Linked DNA regions of Homo sapiens: all the other regions are linked to region 3. A link is a loop called in an ENCODE intact Hi-C map of the cell type or tissue named here. Cell type or tissue: heart left ventricle. All regions are shown on one strand. Each heading gives the region's core, and the rest is flanking DNA. Links, peaks and the distances in the headings are about the cores only.

The links. Hi-C counts contacts between places; a loop is a spot of excess contacts. Peaks named below come from ENCODE experiments on the same cell type or tissue, not always from the same donor. Only the 100,000 strongest peaks of a DNase experiment are listed, where the experiment ranks them.
Region 1: it touches region 3 in a loop (2.3-fold over the local background); 10 of 110 quality-filtered maps call a loop at or near these places.
Region 2: it touches region 3 in a loop (4-fold over the local background); 38 of 110 quality-filtered maps call a loop at or near these places.

The regions. Positions count from the first base shown.
Region 1 is chr17:55,352,580-55,360,051 of GRCh38, forward strand. No RefSeq gene overlaps it. Among named protein-coding and RNA genes, the nearest start is that of MMD, 66 kb to the right of the region's middle. In heart left ventricle, for the core only: CTCF peaks have their summits at 4,341 (motif pointing left) and 4,540; no DNase peak of the experiment used is centred there.
Region 2 is chr17:55,510,188-55,517,659 of GRCh38, forward strand. It overlaps SMIM36 (small integral membrane protein 36), which reads right to left and starts at 1,265. Exons shown (of 5, transcript NM_001395421.2): 1 at 692-1,265. The coding sequence starts at 1,147. The coding sequence ends at 866. In heart left ventricle, for the core only: a CTCF peak has its summit at 4,020 (motif pointing left); no DNase peak of the experiment used is centred there.
Region 3 is chr17:55,410,547-55,418,018 of GRCh38, forward strand. It overlaps MMD (monocyte to macrophage differentiation associated), which reads right to left. Exons shown (of 7, transcript NM_012329.3): 2 at 3,605-3,686; 3 at 711-871. Among named protein-coding and RNA genes, the nearest start is that of MMD, 7.6 kb to the right of the region's middle. In heart left ventricle, for the core only: a CTCF peak has its summit at 5,678; no DNase peak of the experiment used is centred there; H3K27ac peaks cover 1,621 bases.

The sequences.
Region 1 (7,472 bases), core at 2,150-6,149, 59 kb before region 3:
ATCTGCACATCTAGGAAGCTCAATAAACTCTAAGTAGGATAAATGTAAGAGAGCTACACCTAGACACATTAAAATCAAACTGTCAAATGCCAAAGACGGAGAATCTTGAAAGCAGCAAAAGAGAAGCAACTCATTATGTACAAGTGATCTTCAATAATATTAACAACTGATTTCTCATCAGGAACCATGGAGGCCTTATTCAGAGTACAGAAAGAAAAAGAGGCCTCAAGAGGATTGTTTGAGGCCAGGAGCTCAAGACTAGCCTGGAAAACATAGTGAGGCCCTATGTCTATTCTTCTTTTTTTAATTAGCCAGGGGTGGTGATGCATGCCCATAGTCCTAAGCTACTTGGGAAACTGGGGCAGGAGAATCACTTCAGCCCAGGAAGTGATTCAAGTTTACAAGGAGCTATGATCATGATGCTGCACTCCAGCCTTGGCAATGACGTGAAATCCTGTCTCTTAAAAAAAAAAAAAAAAAATGAATTCTGTATTCACCAAAAACACTATCCTTCAAAAATAAACGAGAAAACCACACATTGACAGGTTTTTCAAAAAAAAAAAAAAAAAAAGAATGTATTACCAGCAGACCTGCCCTGTAAGAAATACTACCAAGAGTCCTTCAGGCTGACAGGAAAGAAGACTTGCTCAAATACTCATGAAGAAAAAATAAGGAACATGAGTAAAAGTAACTACATAGATAAATATAAAATGTAGTATGAATGTACTTTTGTTTGTAATTCTTTTCTTTTTCTATGTGATTTATAAGACATCTCTATAAAACAATGACTATAAAACTGTGTTGATGGATTTATAATGTATAATTATAACAGTAATAGCACAAAGGAGGGGGGAGAAAATGGAGATCTGTAGACACAGTTTTTTGTATACTATTGAAATTAAATTGGGATTAATCCAAATTAGATTGTTAAAAATTAAAGTGTTGAATGTAATCTCCAGAGCAGCCACTAAGAAAATAACTAAAAATATATATAGTATAAGACATGACATGGGAAATATAAATGGTACACTAGAAAATATCTGTGTAACACAAAACAAGGCAACAATTGAAGAACAGAAAAATAAAAAAGATAGGCTGTATAGAAAACAAATAGCAAAATGGCCTAAGTAAATTCTACCTTATCAGTAATTATATTAAATATAAGTAGATTAAACACTCCAATCAAAAGGCAGAGATTGGCAGAATGAATTTAAAAAAACTAAAAATCACAGGATCCAACTACATGCTGTCTGCAAGAGGCAAACTGCAGATTCAAAGACATAAACAAATTGAAAGTAAAAAGATAGAAAAAGATATATCATGCACACCCAAAGTGCTCAGGTTACAGATGTGAGCCACCATACCCGGTTGGAAAGAAAAACTTTAGCTGGTCTGATAGGGGTCAAAAATATTTTTGAAAGGGCTTCTATAAAAAGAAGTGCAATTTTATCTAGCTCTCAAAGATGGAGATAGGTAGTACCCGTGGGTACAAGTGACAGGGAGACACATTTTGGCTTAATATGTGATTGCCTATAAATGAAAGAGGTGCCTGCTCTTGGGATTGTGCAAAAGGTTCTCTATCAGAGATACCCTAGATAGAAACTGGATGAGGAGGGTAGATTACAGGATACAAAGTCAACACTTTTCTGCAAGTCACTGAGCAGAAATGGTATTTAACTACACAGCTATCTTTCCTCTCCTGCAGTTCTTTTTTTTCTGAATGAGGGAAGAATGACCTTGATAATGGTTATTTTTATTTCTTTTTTTCTTCATTATTTTTAGCTAGTAATTTTACCATTTAGGGTCCAATTATAGACCTTAGAAACCACTGCAGACGGTTTTAAAAACTAAGAAATTATTCCCAGGTATTAAATGAATTACTAATGGTTGGGAAGGTCCAAGGATCAGGTTCCTAGTTAAGTTTCTAAGAACAGCTCCCAGCCCCTAAGATCACTCTGCTTAGGAGAGCTGCTGATGTTACTGCCAGAAACCAAATCAGGAAGCTGCTAACTATAGAGCCACATCACTGCCATAACTTCTTGAAAGAAGACTTAGTGCAGGAGATTCTTAGCTGGACCTTGGTGAATTGGTAAGATTTGTGTGACATTAGACAGTCAAACTGTCTGAACCTTAGTTTGCTTATCTGGAATATTGGGATAATTTTACCTGCCATAACTACTTTATGAAGTTTCTATGCAGATTCAATGAGATAAAGTATGAAAGTGCTTTGAAATCAGTTAATCTCTCTCTGTATTTTTTTCTATTATTCAGTACCTGATAGACAGTAATCACCCAATAAATATTTGCTGAATTTAATGGAATAAAGTGTAATCCTCAAACTAAGATATTGACCTGAGAATGTACAATAATGCTGTGTACAAAAGGCTTCCTAACTGCATTCAAGTTGGTAGATGTCTATTGACTAGAAATGTGAAATAGGATAGGATTGTTAGAGGGGCCTCAAATATGGATGGTCTGGAAAACAGGCAAAGAAGCTTAGAATCCATAAATACCAAGCATAAGAGCTTTGGAGTCAGACAGATGTCAGTTTAAGCCCTGGCTCTGCCACTTCCTAGTTAGCTATTTAATCCCAGGCAAGTAATGTGTGTGTGTGTGTGTGTGTGTGTGTGCACACGCGTGCAGGTGTGTATAAACATACATATATGTATTTCAAACTGATATATATAATCAGTTGCTAGATGCTCTTCATTCTTTCTTTTTCTCATTTTCACAAAAGCTAAAAAATCCTAACAACACAGTGGCTTCCCAGGTCCATGAGAAGACTGGGTTATTTCCAGGAGGGGAGAGGCAAATATGAATTATAACTAAAGACAAGAAACACGATTAATGCCACAAATTGGGCTCAGACCCTGATCCTAGACTAGCATGAAGCAATGGACAGAATGAGAAGAAAAACAGGAGAAATACTGCAAAGAAGGATGCAAAGTGAAAAGGATGCAGCTGTGACTGAGCCGAGCGTGCCCTGAGGCAGCTGGGGTGAAGGCGTTGGATCATCCTTCTGCCTCATTTTCTCCATCCTCACAACCATCCTTTATCCTGGGTCTTCATCCATTCACCTTACTGTTTGAACCATTAGAGTGGGTTTCAAACTGTATTACACAGAGATGCACCCAAGATTCTTCCAACATTCTATTCCGTTTTCAAAAACTACCATTTTCTGGACTGTTAGAAGGTGAGAAAGCAGCTTAGTAGATGGAGACCCAGGCTTGCTACTCTTGTTTCAGCCAGAACAACAGCTTCATTTTTATTTCTGTTAACTATTGTGATTTCTCTTAAAATTTAATTATATTAGGAATTTCTGCTTTAATAGTGTTTGACTTCACATCAATCTGTTTCAACATTGCCATGGGCATCCCTGGCCTTTGACGCTCTTCTTTCCTGCACTCCACTCTAAATAAATCGAGCTAAATTCATTCTGGCTGGCCGCAGTGGCTCATACCTGTAATCCTAGCACTTTGGGAGGCCGAGGCAGGTGGATCACTTGAGGTCAGGAGTTCGAGACCAGCTTAGTCAACGTGGCAAAACCCCGTCTCTACTAAAAATGTAAAAATTAGCCAGGTGTGGTGGTGTGTTCCTGTAATGCCAGCTATTCAGGTGGCTGAGGCAGAAGAATTTATCGAACCTGGGAGACAGGTTGCTGTGAGCTGAGATCGCAGGACTGCACTCCAGCCTGGGTGACAGAGTGAGACCTTGTCTCAAAAAAAAATAAAATAAAATAAAAATCAATCAATCAATCATGCTAAATTCATTCTTCATTAAGTTGTCCTCTCCCTGCTCCAGATTGTCTGTTGACTTTTTATCATCCTCTGGACATGGGCTAAATCCTCAGCCAAGCCTCTGGGGAACTCTTCAATAAAAACAAAAGGAATGGCATAATGATGCCTTAAGCTATTGAGAATCCTTAGCACATGGCAGACACTCAATAAGTAAATGCCAACTTACTACAGTTGATTGCTCCTTAAGGGAGCCTTTGAATCCCCTCAACTCATGGAACAGTGCCTTGTACACAGGAAAGTACCTTGCAAATCAAGAGACACTCCCCCTTTCACAGCATAGTTCCTTTTGCTTAGCTAAGCTTCCAAGTTGGGGAAATGGCTTGGTGATGTTTAGGAAGGATCCTGAATTTCCATCTTCTGTAGGAAATGGTATGGCAATGTTTATAACATGCCTTCAACCTCTTTCTTTTGTTTTCTGGGAAAATACCTACCTCTGGCTGGCTTACAAATGTAAACGTGAGCCTACAAATGTAACTGCTAGAGCGACCTAACTGAATCCCTCTAGTCCTTCATCATTATACATGGTTCTTGGTGCCCCCTTGTGGCAATCTGTCATCATGCAGGGTTACCAAGATGAACATGACAGCCATCCTTTAGGGGATGCCTAACTCTGAGACAAATACCATGCTAGGCATTTTCAATGGATTAGCTCATTTACTCTCACCACAATCCCCTGAGGTAGCTACTATTAGTTTAATAACATGTGCTAAGTAACACAGCTAACAAGTGGCAGACTAGAGACTTGAATTCAGGCTGGTTACACTGGAGCTTGTGCTTTTCACTTCTATATTAGGTGCAAAGAGATATTATGGTGAATATATAAAGAGGAATTAAGAGGTGGGACTTCTGGGAGAATGGAATAACAAGTTTGGTGGACTCTTTCCCCAGCAAAACAACAATCGAATTAGAGAAAATTATTTAAAATATCCATCATTTAAAGTGTCTGGAAAGTGTTGTAAGGGCCATACAGCAAATAAGAAACATTAATTCAAGAAAATCTTTAAAATTTCAATCATAATAGCAAGAGTCTGTGGCATTTGAGCTGCGATTTGCCCATTAATCTTCTTCCTTATTATGGAAACTCTACCCAGTATATGAGCAGCCAAGACAGGGCTCCATCTCTCTCTACATCCTAGTTTGAGGCTATGGTTTCACCCTAAAAAAGACAGGATGCTAGTATTTCTCACTCCACTAAGCCCCAGTCTGCAGAAGTTCTGTTCCACATGAGTATGCCAAGAAGTGTCATCCAACCCCCAGTTATAAGGTGGAAGCTCTGCTGTAGGCACAGCAAGTCAAGAATACTGGAGGACTGATTTCCTACACCTCAGTTCACTTGCAAGTGAGAGGTTACATGCTGGGAGAGGTAAGATGAGAAGATAAGGGGTCTCCACACTCCCCAACCCCAGTACCTAGTCATGGAGCAGGGATGTCACTCTGGGGAAAGAGGATCTCTGTTCCAGCTTCAGTGCAGTGGCACAGGTGCTCTACCTAGTGGGAAAGGCAGGCCACAAAGAGCAAAACACCATAGCTCTGCCTGAGGAGACTGACTTTATTTGGAACAAAGGGTGAACTCCATACGTAAGAGCATTCTTAAAAATAATGGTAATCTTGTTGGGAGAGCAATGAAGAGGCAGCTGGTATGTGCGTATACAAACAAAATAGCAGAGTATTCAGAAGTTTAATAGGGAGACCACGGAAAGAGACAGCCAAGAAGAGCCCTTCTATGCATACAGTCAAGTCCAATCAGAAAGGCTGTGCTAGGCTGCACTCACTTGGGAAAAATCAGAGCAGGATGTGGGGCAGATTTCATAGCATTTCTCAAGTCACCCACAGGCCCATCAACATAGGGTGGAAATTTTATTGGTAAAAAGGGCATAAGCACAACTTCTGATTAACAACTGACTGAACAATATGTTATTCTGGCGCAGGAGTGACTCCAAGACAGCCAAGCTTAAAAATAAAATCATAGTCATCCCTGAAAGTCTGGAAGACTATGTGCATACCCAAGGCTGCATCCTCCAAGAAGCAATCAGAGAGAGAACCACCAGGCTGCTAGTTCCTAGGTGAACACGGGAGAAAAGTAGTAAGCTCCCTGAACTGTGATAAGAGCCTCCACATCACACATATCATTTCCGACAGTAAAGGGTAAAAAAACCTAACAGACTAAGGACACTGAGGCATAACCTTTGACTAGTAAATGGCTTATGCTGACCTAGAGAAAACCCCTATCTAGCCAGGCTAAAAGATAAAAATAAGGGGGCCAGGTTTGGTGGCTCATGCCTGTAATCCCAGCACTTTGGGAGGCGAAGTGGCAGGGCGGGGGCGGCAGATCCCCTGAAGTCAGGAGTTCGAGACCAGCCTGGCCAACATGGTGAAACACCATCTCTACAAAAGCACAAAAATTAGCTGGGCATGATGGCGAGTGGCTGTAATCCCAGCTACTCGGGAGGCTGAGCTGGAAGAATCACTTGAACATGGGAAGCAGAAGTTGCAATGAGCCAAGATCGTGCCATTGCACTCCAGCCTGGGCGAGAAAGAGTGAGACTCTGTCAGGAAAAAAAAAAAAAAAAAGATAAGAATAAGGGAAAAAAATCTAAGCAGGGACATTAGAAGCTGCACACTGCAATAGACTTTGAAGAACTACTTAAGCTTAGCTATTAAACAAATGACGAAGGAAACAACAAGCCCCAGAGAATCAGCATTCAGAATTGCTATGATATGTGATCTAAAATGTCCAGTTTTCAGTAAAAAGTTGTGAGACATTAAAAGAAACAGGGAAATATGACCCATAAAAGCAGGCAACAGAAACAGCCTTAGAGAAGGCCCAGATGTTGAACTTAGCAGACAAAGACTTCAAAGTAGTTATTATAAATAAGTTCTAAGAAAACATGCATAAAAATAAAGGTATGAGAAGACTTCAAAAAGTTCATGGAAAGTGGAAGCAACAAACAGTAAAAATAAGAAATATAAATTTTATTTCCCAACATAAATTCCATCAAGGTCAAAACAATTTTGTAAGTGATGATACCAGCAGTTTAGTCCATCCCTAAAGAACTGAGGGTCCTGGGAATTTAACCATGTCAGTGCAGTCTTTTTTATATTATTAACTGAATAAAAATGGGTGTCCTTTAAAGATTGTTTAAAATTAGGTGGGGAAAAGAAGTCAGAAGTAGCCAAATCAGAACTGGAGGGCGTATGCTTAAAGATTTCCCATTTAAACTTACAAAATTTCACTTGTTTGTTGAGAGGAATAAGCAGGAGCTTTGTGGCAGAGGAGGACTCTATGATGAAGCTTTCCTAGGCATTTTTCTGCCAAAGCTTTGGCTAACTTTCTCAAAACACTCTCATAATAGGTAGATGTTATTGTTCTTTGATCTTACAGAAAGCCAAGAAGCAAAATGCTTTGAGCATCCCAAAACACTTTTGCCATTATCTTTGCTCTTAACTAGCCCACATTTTCTTTTTCTTTTCTCTTCTCTTTTTTTTCTTTTTTTTTTTTTTTTTTGAGCTGGAGTCTTGCTCTGATGCTCAGGCTGGAGTGCAGTGGTGCAATCTTGGCTCACTGCAACCTCCGCCTCCCGGATTCAAGCAGTTCTCCTGCCTCAACCTCCCAAGTAGCTGGGGTTACAGGTGCTCAACACCATACCTGGCTAATTTTTACATTTTTAGTAGAAA
Region 2 (7,472 bases), core at 2,049-6,048, 98 kb after region 3:
CCAGGCTCCAAGCTTTGTTGTTTTAGTTGTATGCATTCCTTATTCTGTCTTGGAGTTGGGAATAGAACGTGAAGAGCTGGTAGGTACAGAAATAATAATGTTCTGAAGTCTGAACAAGTTCAATGGGGTTGCCTTGACTGGGTGCAGCAGCTCACATCTATAATCCCAGCATTTTGTGAGACTGAGGCAGGAGGATTGCTTGAGGCCAGGAGTTCAATACCAGCCTGGGCAACATAGTGAAACCCCATCTCTACAAAAAAAAGACAGGCGTGGTGTCATGACCTTAGAGTCCTAGCTACATGGGAGGCTGAAGTGGGAAGGTTGCTTGAGCCCAGTTCAAGGCTGCAGTGAGCTATGATCACGCTGCTGCACTTAAGCATGGGCAACAGAGCAAGACTCTGTCTCTTAAAGAAAAGAAAAATAACAACAAAAAACTGGTTGCCTTGGAAAGAAAGAATTTGCAAAGAATAGACTAGACTGGAGTTAGTCTCATTCCTTATCACACACACGCACGTGCACGTGCACACACACACACACACAATATTGCATCCTTTCTCAAAAGTCATTCTCTCCTGTGAGTTGCAAGGACAGCAACATCAGAAATGTACCAGTAACCAACTTCATTATACTACAGCATTGCTGACAGTTTGCATTTGGAGAATTTGACTAAAGACCACTTTGGGCTTCTTACCTTAAACAGTTACTTTTGTCACAAAGAAGGTGACGAGAAAACAGCAAGTAAGACAGAGCTCTCACTTCCTTCATCAAGCGGGATACATGTGCTGAGAGAATTGGAGCCACGATAGGGAGCAGTTTGTCTCTATGGAAAGTCTAGTGGTCTCTCCCCAGTGTCCCTTAGCCAGCCTCATACCATGGTGCTTTTCTTTCCTAGTGGAGCAGGATCCCCCAAAGAAAGGCCAGGCCCCTTTGGCCAGTGGGGCCCAGCGACACTTGGGTGCATCACCACCAACCGGATGGAGGGCTGGGCCTCGAGAGTGGCCTCGGGCGCGTACTCCTTACTGGGATCCTTGCCTCGGCAGTCGTATAGCACGCAGGAGATGAGGAAGACCAGGAGCAAGATGACGTAGCTCGCAACTAGGATGATCAGGTTCAAGGTAACAGGGTCGATCTCCAAGTAGAATTCCATCACTTCTCCCACGGTGGAGAAGTGGGTCTAGAGAAAGGCAATTGGGGTCAGTTTGGGCATTGCAGAGAGCAGATCTTAGAGCATCGGAATAGCTACATTGGCTCTGGAGTAAAAATACATTAATCCCTACTGCTCCAGGAGACCTCGAGGATTAAAGCTGCTCGGTTTAATAACTTAAGCTTGCTGTTAATACCACAGCCACCAAAACACAGAAGCTGTCTGTCATCAGTTCGCCTACACAGAGAGAGAAAGAGAGAGAGAGAGATGGCTCATGAGTTACTGGATCATGGTATATAAGTAGAGCATTCACATAATTCAGCATCCACACAGGCAGTTTGGTGAGCAAAAGTAAGTGTTGTTAATAAGCACTCCATGATGACAGCTAAAAATTGGATTGTCCTGGACAATTGTGCTGTCTTTGTATAAGGGATGTTTAGTGCCATGTATGGAGTGATTTGGAAGATTAGGTCAGTAGGCTTTGGAAGTAAATGTGATTCTTCAACAAGAAGAAGATACTAGTGCCTGATATTTTCACCCTTTCTTCATTTGTTGCCATGTTTCTCATTAGTTAATTCAAAACTACTTTTTGAGTACTTACTTCCTGTGTTTCAGACACTACACTAAGCAAAGGGGATATGGCAGTGATAAGACAGAGAAGCAGGTAGTCTAGCAGGAAAGATAGCCTTTAAACAGATAATTGCACAATTCGCCATTTAAGAACAGTGGAAATCAGTTTATAAGGGACAAATAGAGGGTAAGAGGACAGCGTGTCCCAGTGTGGGTCAAAAAAGCTTCCATGCAGAAGCAACATTTAACCTATGACCTGAAGGATAAGTAGAATTTAGCTAAGTGAGAAGAGACAGGGAAGATTCTTCTAGCCACAAAGAACTGCATATGTGAAGACCCGAAGAGAAAGGAGCCTGGAAAATTGCAAGCACTGAAACAAGGGCAGTGTGACTGGAGCATAAAGAGAATGGGAGCACAAGGTGGGAGAGGTAGACAGGGGCCAGAAGGCACAGGCACTTGTGGGCCATACTCAGGACTTTAGATATGATCCTAGAGCAATGGGATGCCATTGAATGCTTTTGCACAGGGGAGTGACACTACTGAATTTGCATTTTAAAGAGATTCCCAAAGGCTGCCTCAAGGATGCAGAAAAACAAGCAAATTGAGAGGAAGATCAGATACTGATCGGATTACAGTTATTCCTTGATGTACAAATCACTGTCCTGCCTCAGTTGTAGCCTGGTCCCAATAGTCCCGCATAGGCTACTTCATGGGCATGTGCCCTGTGCAGCTGCACAACGTTCCATTCTCAGAAAGAGCTCACACTTGGTTTAATGCTCTGCTGTTGCCATCTTGAAATTCTTAACTTTTCAACTTTGCACTGGGACCCACAAATTACGTATCTGGTCTTGGTCTCATATATGTATTTTTGGCCAGCTAGGGCATCAGTAGCCTTTTCTCCAATAGCTAATAGGACTTTTTGGATACTCCTAGTTAAAAGCTGAAGTTCCCAAAGGTCTGCTGGTTTCTTAGTGTTAAGCTTCAATGGGCTAGTGTCTTCCTGTCAGCCTCCTTTATACTGAGCTTCCATGGGAACCTGAGCATTTGAAGATGTTGTAGTATGGGGTTCTTATGCATCTGGAGACGTTTTTCCAAATAATATCGTCCATGATTCTATGGTCCTGGACTAACTTATGGAATTATAATCCAGAAGATGCATGATTCTGAAACACCATAGATTTAGGGTCAGCCTTATTGGAATCTATTGGGTCTCTTTTGAATACAGATACCTGGATCAACCCTAGATCTACTGAGTTAGAATCTTTGGGACTAGAGTCTGGGGATCTGTATTAATAAAAATCTTCATGGATAATTTTGATCTGCAACCAGGATGGAGAATCATGGCTATAAAAGTAGAAAAAAAGGACGTGAAGAAAATGGGCCAATATGCGGTCACCAGGGCTTTGGTGATCTGTGAAGAGCTATTCCAGGGGGCATTCAACACAGAATTCAACACTGTCCAAGGTTTTAAGTCCGACAGATTCAGAGAATTAATTTTGTGCTTGCAAGGACATAGCTTTTTCTTCCTGAAGGCAGATCTACAGGAAAAGTCCATTTATAATTGGAAAGTTTCTGGTAAGCACAGAATCACACAGCAAGTAGAGTTGTCTGTTGCATCTGTAAGTCACGTGCAATGCACCAGACAGAAGCGAGGCTTTAAAAGGCAGCATTATGTACCAGATGCCTACTTTCTTTTGCCCACTCGGGACTCTAGATTCGTGACTTCTATAGTAAACTGAGTCTGGATAGCCCAGGTGCCTCCATGTAACAATATTTAGGGGAGTTATTTGGTGACTTTAAATAGATGACACAAGGATTGGTTAAAATTGACTCTGAAATGAGAACTACATATAGTTTAGTCCACATTAAATTAAACTGAAATATATGCAACAGATCTGCTCTATTGAGTGGAGTTTTCATATCAGATCTAGGTTTCTCTGTGTAATGGTGATAATCATTAATCATGGTGAGTGATCTGGTCTGGCCTGTCTTCTTAGATTGCCCCCATTCTGCTGATACCCGTGGTGTCCCGGAATGTTTTGTTCAAGGCTATTGTCTTTGGTTCCAGTATCTTATTTCTATTAGCAGAGAGTTTTTTGTTTCTGTTTCCACCAGTGCTCAAAGTTCATTTGAAGTCCAGTCTCATGAAGGCTTCACTTCCTTGCAATGTCTTCGGTGAAATGCTGGGTGCTTGTTTTACTTAATTAACCTGGGTGGCTCCTTTATTCATACTGGGGCTAACCTCACCCATCTTTCCTTCTTTTGCTGTCTTTAAGGAACTTTCCTCTGGTGCCATCTAGTGGCCAAAGCAGGGGCTGCTAAATAAAGAAAAAAACTTGGCAATAGGCAAACTGGGACGGATGACAGGGTGACATAGGTAAAAACAATAACAAGCTGCATTTCAGAAGAACCCCTTGAGGTAGCCTTGACATACTAATTCCTTCGTTTATTACAAATATGAATTGTGCACTTACCATATGCTAGCAAGGTACTAAGCACTTTAGAGCTTGATAATGTGATACTGAAAGCACACTGTATAACAAATGTAGAGCTCAGAGGAAAAAAGGAATTATCAACCCAATTTTTTAAAATGAGAAAATTGAAGCTTAAAGAGGCAGTGGAATTGAATGAGCTTATTCTCATTCCCTTTTTCCCTCTCACCCTCTCATCTCTCTTTTCTACTGCATAAAATATGAATAAAACAGGTACATGCATAACTTATTCTATGGAGCATTCAAGACCCATTGGGCAGGTATTCTATGGGTCTTCAGTTGTTTACATATTTACTTGCAGTGTAGTTCATTTTGATGGCTGGCCTGGAATATTACTTAATAATACCAGATAAATATGTGTCCCATATAAATACATTTTTAGGTAAGTAGAGTTTATTACTTAAAACAAACATATTTTTGTATATCAACTATTCTGGATGAAAATTTATCTCTGGTATTTCAGAGTGCCTTGCTTCCTTGATAAAATATGGTATCCCAAAAGTCTTAGTGCCTTAGAGAAGTGTCAACTTCAGAGGTAAAAATGTTATAAACTTATTTAAAAAAGCATTGGGAGTTTGATTATTTCACAGTTGAGGACATTCAGGCACAGGGACGTGACTTTCTCGAGTCCAAACAGATAGTAAATGACAGAAGCAAGACATTAAAGCAATGTTTTTGAATTCTAGTCTAGTGTTTTTTTTTTTTTTTTTTTTTTTTTTTTGCGCTGGAACTATTGACTAGATAGAATGGAAAGTGAAAGAGGGAAAGATGCTGTAGATGCTAGAAAAGTGAGAAAGGCAATAATGAACAAAACCAAATGCTAGCCATCTAGATTTTCAAAAGTCCACTTGTCCCTCAAATTTATGCTAAGAGGACATAACCTAACTTTCAACCTACCACCCTTCTCAGCCTCCTACTTGTAATCAAGCAGGTGGCTCACTTGGGAGCCTCACCTGGCAGCCTCTGGAGAAATACTGCCATATTTTGTCGCAACTTAAAAGTCTTTCTTTCCATCTATACTGGGTTGAATAATGTCTCCCCTCAAACTCATCCACCTGGAATCTCAGAATGTGGCCTTATTTGGAAATAGGGTCTTGGCAGATATAATTAGTTAAGGGTGAGATTTCACTGGAGAAGTAATGTGCCCTTAATCCAATGACTGGTGTCCTTATAAGCAGGCTGTGTGAGGGCACAGAGACACACAGGGAGGAGATGCTATGGAAAGATAGAGAGAGATCGGAGCGAGACATCTTGCAAGCCATGGAATGCCAAGGACTGCAGGCCACCACCAGAAACTGGAAGACAGGCCTGGGACAGACCCTCCCTCAGAGCCTCCAGAAGTAAACAACCCTGCTGACATCTTGATTCCAGACTTTCAGTCTCCACAACTGTGAGAGAATAAATTCCATTATTTTAAGTCATTCATTTTGTGGCATTTTGGTATAGCAGTCCTAGGAAACTAACATACTACCTATCTAATGTGTGAATAAAACCAGATGTGGCTTGCAGCAAACCAGGAGGTATACCAAGCTCTTTTAGATCCTCTTCTATTTTATTTTGGTGCTTGCCCCTTATAGACTTGAGCTTGGTTCCTGGCTCTTTCTTCTCAGGTATGGCTCCATGAAGAAAACGCATGGGATGAAAGAAAATTACTGTATGTAAAATTTACTTCTATAAAAAACAAAGACCTTCAGTTTAAAATAGCACTTGGCTGGAAGCCCCTGATGTAGCCTTTTATATCTTCCCAGTAAAATTCCTCAGAAGACACAGAAAAAAATATAAAAACCTACAAAACAATGAAAAACAATGTAGCTAGGGATAATATTTTTAAGATGCTATGGTGTTGGTTCTCCCTCTCCTTCCCAAGACTTATTTGAACCAATTTCTCTTCTCCTTCATCATCCAAGATTTCTAAGGGTATTGACTCTCAGGAGAGACACAGCCTGGAAGAGTCAAATTCATCATTCTTGAGCTCCTTTGTAAAATTCTGTACGCTTATACCAAAGTCCATAGACTTTGAGCCAGGCATTGTGGGGGAAAGCAAAGGCCATTTTTAGAACTACAAAATATTGGCTTTGTGTATCAAGAGACCAAAAGCATAAAGTTTATATAACAGGCCAAAATGTAGGAAAGAGAAAGTGAGGAATGTGAACAGTCTTCCTTTTTTTTTTTTTTTTTTTTTTTTGAGACAGTCTCACTCTGTCACCCAGGCTGGAGTGCAATGGCACAGTCTTGGCTCACTGCAAACTCCGCCTCCCGGTTTCAAGCAATTCTCCTGCCTCAGCCCCCTAAGTAGCTGGGATTACAGGCACCTGCCACCACGCCCGGCTAATTTTTTGTAGTTTTAGCAGAGATGGGGTTTCACCATATTGGCCAGGCTGGTCTCAAACTCCTGACCTCAGGTGATCCACCTGCCTCGGCCTCCTAAAGTGCTGGGATTACAGGCATGAGCCACTGCAACTGGCCAGCCTTCCTATTCTTGAGGAAGATTTGAAAAAGGAATTCTAAGGGGAGGTGACAAGAGATTAGATGTTAGTGTGTCCCTGAGAAGACGCTTCTCCCCAACACTCCCTATACCATCTTTTAGAAGAAAGACTATATAATCACCTAGATGGGCACTCCAAGGCAGAAAGGGTTCAGCTTTGATTACATAGTATATTCTTGGAAGACTGCCAGGTTCCTGGAGAAGTCTCATGCCCTATATAACACTGAATGGCAATATGCTGGAATAGTAGAGAACAATGTCCAAGAAAGGTAGCTAACTGGAGAAACCAGGGCTACCTTACTATTGAAGGTATACTAAGATGGTGCAAAGAAAATAATGGAGAGTTTCTAAGACTCTGAAATAGGATTGAGATACAAAAGGTAAGAGATGGGCCTGGCATGTTCGCTCACACCTGTAATACCAGCACTTTGGGAGGCCAAGGAGGGTGGATCATCTGAGGTCAGGAGTTCAAGACCAGCCTGGCCAACATGGTGAAACCCCATCTCTACTGAAAATACAAAAATTAGCCAGGCATGGTGCTGCACACCTGTAGTCCCAGCTGAGGGAGTCCCAGCTTGGGAGGCTGAGGCAGGAGAATCGCTGGAACCTGGGAGGTGAAGGCTGCAGTGAGCTGAGATCGTGCCACTGCACTTTAGCCTGGGCGACAGAGTGAGACTCTGTTACAACAACAACAACAACAAGTTGAGAGATGCCTGATTGAAAAGACTTCATGGTTCTTATTACCAAGGTCACAGAGTGAACAACTCGGGTATATGGAGGT
Region 3 (7,472 bases), core at 3,313-7,312:
CATTGGCAGGCCAAGAGCTATAGTATTGTTTTGAAAGTGCTTGACTATTAATAGCAAAATACGTGAACTCTGTTTGAATAATATACACAAGACTTAATTCTGAAAGCTAAACTTTGCAAAATGGTAAACGCAAACTATAAGTATACCTTCATACCTCACACACTCATAGGGTCTTTTGTAATTTTCAAGTTATTTTCAAGTACCTTATCTCATTCACCTATCACACTGACTGTGTGACTCAGGTATTATTATTCTCATTTTAGTGATACAGATACTGAGGCTCCACAAGGTCAAGTGATTTACCCAAAATTAAAGAGCAGGGCTGGGCCTCAAAGCCTGCCTGCTGACTCCAAGCTCAGTGTGCTTTGTCACTACCCCATAGCTGCTGCTCTCATCATATCCTTAGTGTGCTTGATAGTACTGGAAAATAGCTCTCAGGTTTTTAAGTGGTAAGTCCTGGGGAATCAGTTAGGTTTTGTTTGGGGTTACTGAGCAAAGGCCTACCTTCTTAGATGCCTGCTGGGGAGGAGTCCTAAAACTTCATCCAGTCCAAAGAACAAGTCCTGAATAATGGGATAGTATTCTAGTCTACAAGGCAGAAAAATGTCTACTCTTTGCCCTACTTGACTAAAGCATGCCAGCTTGGAAGGGTACCAAACACGTTGAGTCAACTATTTGGATCTGTTGAAACAGCATGTCATCCACTGTACCTTAAGTGGCTCTTTTTCCATGATACAATGTGAAATACTGTAGAAACGATGAAGAGGGCACAGAGTCCCATTCCATAAATCCATGCTGTTATCTTTTCCCAGCAGTCATCAGACAGCCGATGGAGGAGGGCACTGCCCACGATGGCCGGAACAATGAGGAACTGAGGGAAAGATAAAGAATGGTGAATGGAATATTCTGGCTTTTATGGAATTGAGTCTTTTACTAAAAATACAGAGCTTTACCAGGAACAATTTTAGTAAAATAATCTTAGAGCAAGTATTTGTCTCTCCTGGATAATCATAACGAGAGCCAGATGAAGTTAGCTGCTACACTGGAAAGCAGGTAATACCACTCAGGGTCCAGGAATTGTGCCAACCAGTGGGGATACAATTAAGCCATCAAGGATGCAACATCATTCAGCTGTTGCAAAACAGATGGTTTTTTTTTTTTATCCTAATTTCATTAAATAAGGACATGTTTCATTCTACTTTATAATCTGATTTAGAGTAATTACTTAAAATATTCAAATGCCAAGCAGGCAGGGTGTGGTAGCTCATGACTGTAATCCCAGCACTTTGGGAGGCTGAGGCAGGAGAATCGCTTGAGCCCTGGAGTTCCAGACCAGCCTGGGCAACACAGCAAGACTCTGTATCTACAAAAATTTAAAAAATTCGCCAGGCATGGTGGCAAACACCTGTAGTCCCAGCTATTTGGCAGGCTGAGGTGGGAAGACTGCTTGGGCCTGAAAGGTTGAGGCTACAGTGAGCCATGATTGTACCACTGAACTCCAACCTGGGAGGCAGAGTGAGACCCCATTTCAAAAAACAGCCAAGCATATACTCAGATTTTTCAGGGAGGTCCTCATTTTAAAATATCTGTCCTATTGCAATTGAAATCTCAATATTTCAGGACAGGATAATTGAACAAATCAAGTAATAGGTATTATAATGTACATAGCAACACACACATACAAAAAGTCAGTTGTTGAAGTTATATACCCTGATTTTCAGTTTGGATCTGTACATTCCACCAATTTGAGAGCTACTGCAGAATGTAAGAGTTTTGGGGTCACTTCATTTTTAACAGAGCCTTTTAAGTAAGCAAGAGCAAACCATTTCCAAGGCCCACCTATTCAAAAAATCTTGAGAATTTTAGAGAGATTTGCTTTCTGCATCATATTTCATAGTCCACATGGTCACAAACTTTAATGTCTAGTCATATGTGTATGACTATGACTAGTAAACATCTTACAATGACAGAAGCTCCCAGGAGAATAAACTACTTTATTAGATATTAGAGTAAGCATACTTGACAAAGAATACAAATGTTAGCAATTTGCTTATCTTTTTTCTCCCCAAACCTACATTTGTCACCTTGCAACAGACTATTAAATCCCCTAGATGAGACTGGCATGAGTTTTTCAGATGCTGAAGTTTTCGTTGGCCCAAGCAAAATTAGAACATTAAATACAATTGCATCTCCTCCGGGAAGCAATGGCCACTGTAGGGGTGAGAGTCTATGGCTCGCCTTCCTATTTCAGAGGATTTAAGTACATTTAAGTACAATAAAGTTTTTCATAAAACAAAATGTATTTCATTTAAAGGAATGCCCTTTATCTTGAGATCATGTCCTTACTACTTTTCATGTTAAAGTATCTTCTCTTCAATGAAATGATGACAATAGGGGTGTTTTGTCTGTGTTAGAAATATTACTGGTCCCTGAAATCCAAAAATTCAAGATACGGTTTAATAAGATTATATTTTCTGTTCTAAAAAAATTAATATGGGGGTTTTGTCAGGTCTCCCTTTACTTAAGTTTACACAAGTGTTCCTTAACCTGTGACACACTCAGAAGAGACAAGTTAAGGTTTATTCAGGTTCATCCGAGTAAATATTATTCCTAAAGGTAAGCTGTGTGTTTCAATATCTGAACCATTGTATTGTACCAACAGTGACTACCACAGTTAAACTAGCCTGTTCCAAACACTCATTGTTAAAGAAGCAAACTGGTCTTTTCTCTATTTCTTGTTTTCAGACTGTATCCCAGCCACTATTTTTCCCTCAATGTCACTAAATGCAAGGGAATAATGAAACCACAGGTAAAGTAAAAAATTTATAATGACATAAGAAATGCCATTAATGTCACATTAACAGGAAAACTGAAAATACATACATATTCACAAACACCCCCAACACAGAGACACACATATACACACACACATACACACAAACACACACACAAAGAAATGCACCGAAGTGTTAACAGTTTATTTCTGGTTAGTTTTGTTTTTCTTATATATTTTTCAGTATTTTTAAAGTTTCTTATAATAAGCATGTTTTGCTTTTACAAAGCAGAAAAAAATTAACAAAAAATTTAGGGATCACATCGGCTTTTTCTTCACCAATATGGAATAACATCTCCTCTGGGAAGCAATGGCCACTGTAGGAGTGGGAGGCTATGGCTCCCCTCCCCATTTCAGAGGATCACTTAATTTTAAAAAGCATCTTTTTCAACAAACTGTGAACTCTCTTTGCCAAATGAACACAGTTGATTGTCTTGAAAAGGCGATTCATTTCATTCTAGGGGTGACAGTCTTCATAAATAGGTGTCTTTGGTTTTTCTATAACTAGGGTACATACTATTATTATTCCTTTAAAGAATATCTTGTTGGAGAAAGCGAATCCAGGACAGAGCTGACTGTAGGTTAGAACACACAAAGCATTCTACATGCTTACATAGTTTCTGGTGACACGACCCAGAACTGATTTCCTGGTAGATAAGGTCACAGATGGGTAAATCCAACTAATTGTGCTGAGGTTACTAGAGATAACTACCCCTTCCTCCCACCAAAGCCCCGTGGAAAGGATGGCAATGGTGGAAAACTTGTACTCACTGCGTGTGTGTAACAGTTAGCAGCATGTTCATAGCAAGTTGGCTTGTAGCGGCCATTGGCTGGAGCTCGATGGTTCATGAACCTGTAAAAACAAAAAGAACACATGTAAGAAAAACTCAAAGTGTGTGAAGAACAATGAGGAAACCCACCAGTGGGTATGTGGTCTATTCTACGCAAAGAAGTGACTGGTGGAAATACCCAGTTGCGGTAATAAAGCCAAAGCCACTAAAGAGGAGTAAACTGAGCCAATAGCAATGATCCTTAAGCAAATACCCTAGTTTATTAGATTAAGCCTTCTTTCAGTTTATTCAAAAGAAAAACCTTCCATAACCAAAAGCAAACTTCTACAACCAAAAGCAAAGAGAAACCATATCCACCCCTTCAACTGGAACCCTCCTCCTCCATTCACACACACACACACACACACACACACACACACACACACACACGGTACAACTAGAAAAAAAAAACGAATTTTTCTAAATTTTATTGTCATTTAGTGAAAAGGGATACACTACATTTGAAAAACAAAGTTTCTATTTTCTCTCTTAAAATTTATAAAGCTTTATATAGGCACATCTTTAAACCCTACATCCCATGATTAACAGGCCTGTCCCACTAGTTTCCCTATATTGTATTACCAGACAGCTTAAATAAATGACACCTGGCTACCTCTAGGCAACTTAAAACCGGAGGTATGTTTTCACCTTTGTTCTTCCTGAAATCAAAAAGTCTGCTTCAAAAACCAAACACATGACTACTACCTGATTCTTTTGGCTATAAAATTCATATATACACACAAATGTGTGTACGTATCTAAATATCAAAATCTGTTACATATATAGACATATGCCCATATTCCGCACTTCCCTTTAGGCTAACTTTGTGACCATCAGTAGTACAGAGAAAAGCATGAATACCACAGAACCTAAAGAGAGGATAGCATTCTTCCATTTCAGTATGCTGAGTGAGGATGCCCTCCCCACCAAAAACCCAACCCATACCCACAACAGGTTTCATGAGGGACTCTGGATTAGTCTAATTAATCCTTTTTTTCTCAGGAGAGAAAAAAGCAGCTGTCTGAATAAAAGAAGAAAGAGGTAGATGCACAGAAACAGACGGACGTAAAAAAAAAAAAAAATTTCAACAGCATTCAGGTTGCAGAGGTCCACTGCACTCCTGTGCTTAAGAGTCTGTAAGACGTCAACAGGCTTTGCACAATAAATAATCCTTTTGCTCAAGCTAGTTTAAAGAAGTGTGAATGGGGGTTGGGGGTTGGTATTTTGTGCCACTAATGAGTTCTAACTACTCATTACCTTATTCATACACAAAATAAAAAATGGTACAGGGCTGAACCAAATGGTAGAACCAAGTTGCCAAAAATTGGCTAAAACGCATGACCAAGCCATTTTAGAGAGTGCCAAGTTTATTAATAAAAGACCAGCCAATACTCTTTCCCTGAGTTAGGAAGAGCCTGTTATCGTTAGATCAAATAAATAAAAATAAAGTGGCAGCCACTATTAACACAATACAGATAGTTCAGGTGGAAAATCCACTGGGGAATGAATTTGGGACAGTGAAGATATTTCACTTGGCCCACTGATGGGTTAAGATATTTAACTAGTGTACAAAATATGTACTTACTGAGTATAATCTACCAGATGGTTTGAAAACCAACTGTTAAAGAGAAATATACAGTTAGTAGCTTCAAAATTTATCCAAGCTATTCTCAAATATAGTTAACTATTATTAAGCATCATCTTTTCTCCCCTGATAATATTTTAAATAATTTTACTAATTTCCTAAGAGACAAGAGTGTTGCTATACAGCTCTTATTAGCAAAAAAGAAAATAATTACACTCTTGGGAAGAATGCTTTAAAAGTGTCCCAAGAATTGGAGGATATACCACATCATTGTCCTGAGACATAACAACAGAGCTATAAGTAGCATACCCTATTAGGAATTTTCAAGGCTAAAGAGCAAGGCCCCAAGATGGCTGTAGTTAGATGAAATTGAATGTGCTCTGTGTAGGGTGCAGTAAGTAGGATTTGTCTACCCACCACCAGGCTGCAGACTAAAATAGCAATTTATATCTCTGGCAGCCCAATCTAAAAATAGTCAAGCCATTACCCAGCAACAGGGATAGACTTTCACATTTTCTCCTAAAAACAAATAAACTGGATGGCCATGTTTGTGACAGCTTAGTCCCTGATCACCTGGAATAATTCACATTAAAAAATAAAAGTAGAAAGTTATACAGAAAAATATCCCACCCATGGTGACTTAAGGCACTCTATCCTGATGCACAGGGTAAGACACGGGCAATAGGGAAAGATAAGGGTAACTATCCTGGAAGCAATTCTCTAAATCTGGGGCTCAGTAGGATAGACAGCATAATTGTTCTGCTGGGAAAGTACAATACAATTTTCCCATTTCTCTCTAACCTGCCAGGGTGCAATCAAGCCTCCTCCACAGCCTCCTGAAGAAATCACTCCTAAAACCTAAATGGAAAAGCAGATGTAAAATGTAAATCAACTCCCACACTCTGGCCTTCATCTCTTCCCCGAAAAAAGAATGGGAAAGGTTCAAGTGCTGGTTATGGAAAACAGCATCCATTTATGGAAGACATCTCTATTTAAAGCGGAGTGGCCCTAATGGTTACTCAATGCTTGAGTAACCAACAAGCTCTAGAGGGTTTGAAGGAAGGTGATTCAGTCCTGGGAGTGGGAGCTGCACTTAATAAAGCTACTAGTTAGGCAGAGTTTTTTTACTCATTCCTTCACTTTCTCTTTCAAAACTCTCCTGCCTTCCCCCTTGCCCAACGTTCTTATCACCTCCTCCTTCCCCCATACCCCTCTCCCATGCCATGACAGAATTTCAAAACCATGGAGGGAAAGAACAGATCAGAGACCTGGGAACACTCCTTAGCACACTAACACACTTTAAATTCAACCTAAAGCACTGTGCCCACTGAGTAGATCTGCAACCCACCAGCAGATCTCAGAGGCTGATCTCAGTAGATCAAATCCCACAAGTGTTCCTCATTCTCCGAGTGCAAGTACCATCAACACTACCTTCAAAATATATTTCAAATAAGTCCACCTCATCACTTGAGGTCAGGAGTTCAAGACCAGCCTGGCCAACATAGAGAAACTCCATCTCTACAAAAATACAAAAATTAGCCTGGTGTGGTGGTGTGCACCTGTAATCCCAGCTCCGCGTCTCCTACCTTAAATAAAGACCTAACATCTCAGGTCTGTACAAATACAAAGTCTCTTAACTAGTCTTCCTGCTTGACCCAGTACAGACTCTCTTCTTTACATAGCAGCTACAGTTTTCCATTAGAAACAGATGAGGGGCTGGGCATGGTGGCTCACACCTGTAATCCCAGCACTTTTGGGGAGCTGAGGCGGGAGGTTGCTTGAGCCCAAGAGTTTAAGACCAGCCTAGGCGGTATAGTGAGATCCCATCTCTACACACAAAAAAAAATGTAAAAATTAGCCAGGTGTGGTAGTGTATGCCTGTAGCCCCAGCTACTTCTGACTGAGGTAGAAGGACTGCTTGAGCCTCGGAGGTCAAGGCTGCAACAGTGAGTTGTGATGGCACCACTGCACTCCAGTCTGGGTGACAGAACAAGACCCTGTCTCAAAAACAAACAACAACAAAAAACCCAGATCACATCACACACCCCAATCCCAGCTTAAAGTCTGCCTCTGGCTTCCCAAAGTGCTTACGATAGCACTGTAACACAGTGTTCAGAGGCCCACAAGCCCTGAGTGGTCTGGGCCTCACTACCCCTCCAGTCTCAGGGTGGCATCTTTCTCTCTCTCCATCCTCTGGCTATACCACCTCCTTTCTGCTCCTTAA